Regions from separate parts of the Homo sapiens genome. Here region 2 is linked to region 1. A link is a loop called in an ENCODE intact Hi-C map of the cell type or tissue named here. Cell type or tissue: CD14-positive monocyte. All regions are shown on one strand. Links, peaks and the distances in the headings refer to the core of each region. The heading gives the core; the rest is flanking DNA. Region 1 has its middle 29 kb from the start of FLT1. Region 2 overlaps FLT1 (fms related receptor tyrosine kinase 1).

Region 1 (4,399 bases), core at 212-4,211:
CTCCACATGTTCATTTTGCACTGGGCCTTGCAAATCATGTAGCCGGAACTTCACAGATGGGTAACTAAAGTGGTCAACCGGCTAGCTCTATTGGTCCGTGAAGATGGCAGACACAATGGGGATTCCTCTGGAAAGAAGATAATACGGACATGGTTCAAACCCACAAGGCTGTGAAGAGTGTCTGATCATAGATTTTTTTCTCATCATGTCCTTACCATGAAACTTGAAGGTGGGAATTTTATGACCAAGGCTACTCTGGCAGGATAGAGGCTGGAAGGCTATTTCTCTCAAAGTATAGGCCACTGAGCAACTCAAACTATTCCCATTCTCAATATTTTAATCCCAAATTAAGCTACGAAAACTATGAAGCATTATCTTGAAGGGGAATATAAGTTATAAAAATTGATCACATGATTGTGGGAGGAGGGTACAGGCATGCCAAACCAATAGTATATATTCCTACAACACCAACACCCCTCACCCCAAAACCCTTCTCAGCCTGGTCCTCAATGATGGGAAATGAGGCAGAGGGAGCCTAGCTTAGTGCAATTCAGCCCACGGATAGCTCTGTCAATTAACTCATCAATGCTCTGTATTGACCAGAACATCAGAGCCTTGGTCTGGAAGGTTGTATAGGCATGTTTTCAAATGCAATTTGATGTTGAAGAATATTCTGGATAACAATGTGAACAACCGTTTATGTCCTTACCACCAAACCAGGAATTCTATAAGCACAACTTAGCAGACAATGAAAACTGAATCTCAGAGAAGTGAAGCAATTTGTACAGGATCGTGCACAAGTAAGTGGTAGAGCAGGAACTCAAGTGCAAGTTCTTTGTCCTCTGCCACACTGTTGGTGGGCCCACAGCCCGGGCATGCTTCCCGTCTCGTGAAGCCGACACCATAAATGGTAATTGGTGTGAGACCTTCGAGCTGGGCAGACTGAGAATTAGGCACATTTTGACATTTTTATCCTCATGTGTTCTAAGCATTCGCATCCAGAAAATTATTGCCAGGAAGACACAGATGCATTCTCCATCCCAAAGAGATGCTATTGAAAGGTGTTCATGGCATTAAGTTAGGAAATAAAAATGACTTCCTGATTAGGCTGATTATCCATTCAAGAAATATAGGAGTGCCTATTGTGAGTCATTTGTCCTCCAAGATCCTTAAAACCCAGTAGGCGGTTTTTTCTCTTGAATAGTTTAGATCGAAAGTTTATCAACTATATTTCTGTGAAATTCTTGTGCCTAGGAATTACACCAAGATTTTTAGCAGAAATTTACCAAAAATACTAAATTAATGGGACCTTTCCACTATTTTAAAATTATACGCATGTGTTGGGACAGAGGGTATATAAGAAATCTCTGTGCTTTCCAATCAATTTTGTTGTGAACCTAAAACTGCTCCTAAAAAATAAAGTCGGCTGGACGCAGTGCTCCTGTGATCCCAGCACTTTGGGAGGCCGAGGCGAGCAGACCATGAGGTCAAGAAATCGAGACCATCCTGGCCAACATGGTGAAACCCTGTCTCTACTAAAAATACAAAAATTATCTGGCCATGGTGGTGTGCCTGTAGCCCCAGCTACTCAGGAAGCTGAGGCAGAAGAATCGCTTGAACCTGGGAGGCAGAGGTTGCAGTGAGCCGAGATCACGCCACTACACTCCAGCCTAGCAACAGAGCAGGACTCGGTCTCAAAAAAAAAAAAAAAAAAAAAAAAAAAAAAAAAAAAAAAACCTAGTAAGACAATTTTTTAAACCTATTTTTTAAGTCAACCTACAGTTTCTCAATTCACTATTTTAAGAGTATTACAAACTTGACTCTCCACTATTTTTAGAATTCACAGAAATCTGAGGCACAATTTCTTCAGTATTTCCCAGGGTCTGTCAAAGAATTACAAGATATTACTACCATAAGTTAAAATGCTACAAAACGTCATTATGTGTTAAAAGAAAATTAGAGGGCATATGTGGGAAGTGACACAAATGAAAAGAGGAAGACATAAACCTAAAAGTGGTGAGTAATCTAGCAAGTTAAAAACTGTACCATAGTCTCACTATTTATAGAATGCACGTACCGTAACACTCAATTCTCATTCATAACCTTTTTCCACCAACTTTGTTGAATTTGATTGCATGAGCAACAGTTACTCACCTTCTCACTCATCTTGGGAATTTTCTTTATTTTTTTCTTTCTTTACATTTTTATTGACAAATAATAATTGTACACATTTATGATGTACGACATGAGTTTTTCAAATACGTACCCATTGTAAAATGGTTCAATTACGCTAATTAACATATGTATTCCCTCACATACTTACTATTTGTTTGTGGTGAGAACACTTAAAATCTACTGTCTCAGCAATTGTCAAGCATACCCTGCGTTGTTACTAACTATAGACACCATGTTGTACATTAGGGCTCTTGAACTTGGTCCTCTGTCAAACCTCTTGAGAATTATCCTTATGGAGATGTCTTCATTTCATAAAAACCTTTTCTAAATTTGCCTTTATGTTTTTGTCTATAAAATTAGAAGAATGTAAAAGAGTTTTTAGTTCCTGAGACAAAGCAGGCTTCAGATTCTCCACAAGAGCTCTGAGGAGTCTTTGATGCCAAGTGGAGACCAAAATAACCAGGTAAGCGAGATGGCAGAGGAAGTGGGGGTGACTGGGATTTAGATCTCATGGGATCCCAGAAAACCTGCACATGTGGCTTCCCAAAGGGGAGCCTGGATGACCTTGGCACCTAGAGCCATGAGGCAAGGAAGCTTAGGATCCCATCTCCATCACTGGCCAGTTGGGTTATCTCAGCAAGAGACACAACTTCATGAGCTTCAGTCTCCTCATTTGCAACACAGGGATAAAAACAGTGCATCTCTCACAGGGTGACAGGAAGGAAAAGGCATGCAGGTGCTCAATGCGATGAGCAAGTTGTAAACGGATGGTACTTATAGTCATTAGGATGCTCCCGTTACAATGTTGCATCTGTCAACTCACTGCTTGTATCTCTTCATGGTTTAAATTTTCAAAAGACTGAATCTTGCTGGTTCAGTCAAGTCTGTGAATTGGTTTGCCCTAGGTGGGATGAGGTGTGTGTGTTTGTGTGTGTGTGTGCACGCACACACTCAGAGGGGTATACCAGAATATCAGATATCTGAACATGAACTCTAGTATCAAATAGCAAATCGTTAAAAAACATGGCCAAAATATAAAATCTTCTGATTGGCAAGAAGACAACTGTGGTTTCCATGTTGCTGCCTGCATGTGCTGTTTCTCCCTCTTTGTTCAGGGCCATTGGGAGGCATAATGCACTGAATGTCTATGTCTCCCCCAAAATTCATATGTTCAAACCCTAATCTCAATGTGATGGTAGTAAGAGGAGGCACCTTTGGGGGATAATTAGGGCATGAGGGTGGAGCTCTCACGTATAGGACTGTGCATTTGTAAGAAGTGGCCAGAGAGCTCCCTTGCTGTCTTTTCTCCTGGTGAGGACATACCCAGGAGGCAGTCATCTGCAAGCCAGGAAGAGAGCCCTTAGCAGAACCTGACCATGCTGACCCCCTGATCTGAGACATCCACCTCTGCAACTGTGAGAAATAAATATTTGTTGTTTAATCCTTAGCCTATGGTGTTTAGTCTATGGTGTTTTTTTATAGAAGCCCAAGCGGACTAAGACAGGATGGAAACAAAGAGGGCAAGAGAGAGACAAGGAAGCCATATATATGTGTGTGTGTATATATATATAGCTCCCGCTACACTGGTGGAGGACAGCCTTTCTGTTATAATGTTCCAGAGCTTATACAGAGGAGAGTCTGGTGGAGAATGATGCAGGACTGAAAACCAAAGCCAAGAGGGGTTTGAGATGTGTGAGAAAGGTGTTTTCAACTCAAATATATACATGGAAACAGAGACTGAAAACAGCTACAGATTGGTGACAAGGTAACTGAATTGTATTTATTACTATATCTTTTCCAGATGTTTTATTTAATTAAATCATGTTTTAAGTAATTAAATCAGTATAAACTAATTTACAGACCCTAAACTAATTAGGACAGGGTAGAGCTATTCAGAAGTTTAAACAAAATATTATAAGACATTGCCAGTAGGAAGTCAACATATTGCTCTTTAATATTCAAGTTTAAGATGGGCATGGTGGCACAGGCCTTGTAATCCCAGCTATTTGGGTGGCTGAGGCAGGAGAATCACTTGAACCCGGGAGGCGGAGGTTGCAGTGAGCCGAGATCAGGCCAGTGTGCTCCAGCCTGGGAGACAGAGTGAGACTCCTGTTTCAAAAAAAGAAAAAAATACAAAATACAAAAATTAGCCGGGCGTGGTGGCACGTGCCTGTAATCCCAGTTATTTAAGAGGCTGTGGTGGGAGGATCACTTGAACTCAGGA
Region 2 (4,399 bases), core at 155-4,154, 130 kb before region 1:
TTGGGCCAACATCTTACAAAGTGCTTTGAAGATGAAAAGCATTATGTTATGCTATTATTATTATTATACTTTGCACACAAAGCTATAAAGAAACCTTTAAACGTTAAGGGGACAATAGTCCAAAATTAGATATCATATCAACTCTTTCCTAAATCTCACTTTGCTTGTTTTTCTGATTTTTCTGAGCTTTGGCTTTATTATAAAGTGTCACGTCTGAAGAAATGCCAAAGTATTCATTTGGAACCTGGGAGCAGGGCGTAACAGTGGCTTACGAAGCCGTCAGTGGCTGAGGAGAGAGGATACCAGTGGAGGTTTTCCTGCTTTTAAAATGAAAATCTAAGAATGTGCCAGAAGATGCAGGAGGGGCAGCTGACAGTCACTTTTAAGATAACAATAAGGTGTCAGAAATAGTTGCTCTAATTCAGCATCTTTTTATATTTGGGCCATTTTCCAAGCATGAGGAGTAAAACATCAGCCATCAACTTTTACACAGATAGTAGAGCAGAGGTATTGTGCACTGGTTGCAATCAACTCTTACAAGACCACAGACTTTCCATTTATGAGCTCTCATCCTGGTAGTTAGAACCCAAGTGAGCCCAAGTAACACCATTGAGATCGTGTAGAGAGTTTCTATTTACTTTAGTGATTTGAAACTTCCTGTGGAAATAGCTCACAGGTTTCCTGATGGAAGATTTTGTTTATCTTTGCCAAGCACCACCAGGAATCTCAAAATAAAATGCATTTAGTGACATTGGGAAACCAGGGAGATAAGGCAGTGCTGTTCCTGTTTCACCCTCAGTAATTGCTAACACACCCATAGTCATGCTGAGTGCCAGCAAAACAGCAAAAACACACACATAGGAAAAGCAAAGAACCAAATTCGTTTTGAGGCCTGTTTCTTATATAGGGGACATGGTCACTGAAGCTAATTTGTTATGTTATCAGACAGCCTTTTAGAAATGACTATTTCTCAGTCTCACCCCTTTGGTATTCTCTTTTGATCCATGGAAGATGATAAATAAAAATCCCAGAGGGATTTTTCTCCTTAATTCATGTTGACTTTTTTTTTTAGTCTGAGTACAAAAACAGACCCAAGAAAGAATTGCCTTCTAACCCTCAAAGTGAAAACAAGAAATCTTCCCACACTTAAGTATCTGTGGCGAATTCAGCACAGTCATCATCATTACCAAATAATACTCATCCATCTAACATATTATCACATCCATGGCATCTTATGAGGTGTCATGGAGAAGAATCAACCCTTGCTCAGAAGAGGCATTCAACCCAGGGTTAGACGAAAGTGTCATCTATTTATAAAGGTGCATACTTGGGGGTAGATATTTCAACTCAATTGGATCAGGCATGTGCATTAAGTTCATGAAAGGGACAAGCATAGGAATTTAAAAGGACGCCAGGGATGTCATTTGTTGGGTAAAAATAAAGAAGGCTCTACTGCCACCGAAGAGTGGAAATATTACTTAAAAAGAGAGTGAATGGTTACCAGGAAGTTCTGCTTGTTTCAAGTGGATGCTATGTACAAGTGTGTGCCAAAGTTTGGAGTCGAAGCGGTCAAGGATTCTAATGGCCACAGTTTACCATTTTCATCAATTTGGAAGGCAACTCAAAAAAATTTTTGTGTTTGTTTTTGTTGTTGTTGTTGTTTTGAGGCAGGCTCTCGCTCTGACACTCAGGCTGGAGCATGGTGGTGCCATCATGGCTCACTGCAGCCTCGACCTCCTGGGCTCAAGTGATCTTCCCACCTCAGCCTCCCAAGTAGGTGGGAATACAGGCACGTGCCAGCAGGCCTAGCTAGTTTTTGTATTTTTTGTAGAGACAGGATTTTGCCATGTTTCCCAGGCTGGTCTCAAACTCTTGTGCTCAAGCAATCTTCCCATCTCAGCCTCCCAAAGTGCTGGGATGACAGGCGTGAGCCATTGTGCTTGGCCCCAAGTAACTGTATTTTAAAGAAGGGGCAACAGGATTGAAATGAGGACCAGTAAAGATCCAAATCTAGATAAGAAGAGCGTTAAAATTTTAGACAGGCACTTTTAAAGCATTACCCTCACTGAGTCAAGTATAAACACTGAACAAATATATGTTCATTTTTTTCAAAAAATAAACATATGAGGTACAACATTCATGAGTCTTTACTCTCATCTCTAGTGACAAAGATTTGAGTGAGAGAAAGATAATAATTATTTAAAAACTAATAATGAACGTAAGCAAGTTAACCTAATATCACAATCAAAACCAGAACTTTTCAGGACTGGTAGAAAAGGATTAAGGGAAAGTATATTCCAGGCAATGAGGGCTTGGTTGACTGGACTTGTGTCAGTTTTAAAGTTAAAGCTCTTGGATTTCTAGAGGAAAAGAACTGTGAGCTTCAAGTAGGTATGTCTGAATCGAATTCTCATTTTGTATGGATAAGCCTTGGGATCTAGAAGAGGTTTCCACCCCGCCATGGTTATACATTGTACAATATGGTGAGAGGTAGGAGGGAATTTCTGCCTGAATTCAGCAGGAGATCACCTTTATCAACTTGGGCCCTTTCAGCAACAACACCATGGGTAGAAATATGATGCAGCGATGAGACTCTGGGCTAGCCAGAGGTTGGTGCTGTGACTAATGCTAGGCATCAGTTAGCTTTCATTGGGAACAGTGATTAATAAGGAAGTGAGCATGATGTTCCCCTTTTCTCTTAGCACATCCTCTTCCAGTACTGCCCTCAGACCCAGGCAAGAAGGATCCCTGTCGCAGCTCTGTTCTGGTCGCAGCTCTTCCCACAATGTGAAGAGTTTATGGGGCCAAGTGAGCATGCCTACCGACAGCCTGTGTCACTCCATTCCTATATCATGATCCAGGTCCCTGGGATCTCAGAATTCCCTATAAGGCTGATTTAAATCTGCTTCTAGGTTGGCTCTTCCCTAGGTCTGGCCTCCTGAGATCAGACTGCTTGTCAGTATTCACACCTTTGGGTCTGTCCAGGCAGTGGCCAAAGGAGACTATCTGTGAGGGGCATGGGGAGAGCTTAGATGTGTGGGCTGGGAGACACCACACATGGTGCATGGCCCCTTGCAGTGTGGACAGGGTAAGGGGCGGAGAGGGGAGGTGGGTGATTTAGTTTTTCTGCACGGCCAGGTGCTGCCACAATCTGCTCTGGAATCTGAGTAGTCTCAGAGCTCTAAATTGATCCTGACCTCTCAGGTCATCATGAAAGTATATTTGTCCATAGGGGGCTAAAAGGTATTTAATGGCTTGTTTGCTTGATGTAGAACTTGTCAGTAGTTAGACGTATGGTTTGTGGGCCTCCACTGGTACTCTTGTCTTGGCTCTGAAAATGTCAGGGCAAGTCTGTTTTCTTCTCTCCACCTATTCAAATCCCACCTTCTCTCTTCCTGTTCAGGTCCTGCTTCCTTCTCAGAGGCTTACAGCTGCACTGTCCAATATGGTAACTGTGAGCCACATGTGGCTTTTGAGCACTTGAAATGTGGCTACTGTGTCAGAGGAACTGAAGCATATTCAGTTTATTTGATTTTATTTAAATTGATTTAAGTGTAAAAACTGAAGCAGTGTAATATTTTTAAAAAATACTGATTACATATTGAAATCACAATAGTTTGGATATATTGGGTTAAATAAAATTAATTTTACTTTTAAAAAAACGTGGTTACTAGAAAGTTTTAAATGGTATTTGTGGCTTATATTATATCTCTATTGGACAGTGGTGGCTTTAGAAAGCAAGCTCACCTGTCACATTACCTCTGCACATAAATTTTGATACTAGGATATATGTAATTTGACATTTCTTGTTTGTTTCCTTGGTGTTAGAAACCTGTTCCTAGAAAGACAGGACTTCATTGATGTTCCTCCAAGTGCTCAGTAGAGTTGAACTGTACCATTTAACAGTGCTGATTAAACTGTTACAAAGTTATTGAATGTTCAGAACAAAACAGGAATTTTTCAGTCTTTTGTATTCTAAATCAGACATACTACGACTATGGGTTGAGACAGTAACTTGTTTCCAACCAAATATAAAGGACAGTGCAAACCTTTGTATTTAATTAGTCCAAATCCCATTTGCTCATCTGGAAAATACAAGAGCTATGATGCAGAATAGCCTCTAGAATCCCTGACAGCCCTGACGTTCTATGAGAATCTACTCAGGGATATCTCCCATGGCACAGCTTCTCTGGGGCTTGGCTAACTTGCCAGAGGCCCCTGTGATCTGACAACACATATGTGTCATGGAATTGGACATGTCTATTTCTTTCTGGAGAACTTTTGGCAATTTCTGCAGCCTGCCCCGGGCAGTGAGAAGTTTCCAGAAAGTTGGCTTACTGCCCATGTTTCCTCAGAAATTGGGGGAGTGTGGAGCCAGGCAATTGTTTTTATACTTTGA

What was found. A loop is a pair of places that touch in the nucleus more often than their neighbours do. Peaks named below come from ENCODE experiments on the same cell type or tissue, not always from the same donor. Only the 100,000 strongest peaks of a DNase experiment are listed, where the experiment ranks them.
Region 2: it touches region 1 in a loop (2.0-fold over the local background); 3 of 110 quality-filtered maps call a loop at or near these places.

What each region holds. Positions count from the first base shown.
Region 1 is chr13:28,522,198-28,526,596 of GRCh38, forward strand. No RefSeq gene overlaps it. Among named protein-coding and RNA genes, the nearest start is that of FLT1, 29 kb to the left of the region's middle. In CD14-positive monocyte, for the core only: no CTCF peak of the experiment used is centred there; a DNase peak (open chromatin) is centred at 2,024; H3K4me3 peaks cover 359 bases.
Region 2 is chr13:28,391,941-28,396,339 of GRCh38, forward strand. All of the region lies in intron 12 of FLT1 (fms related receptor tyrosine kinase 1), which reads right to left. Among named protein-coding and RNA genes, the nearest start is that of FLT1, 100 kb to the right of the region's middle. In CD14-positive monocyte, for the core only: no CTCF peak of the experiment used is centred there; a DNase peak (open chromatin) is centred at 2,651; H3K27ac peaks cover 716 bases; H3K27me3 peaks cover 327 bases.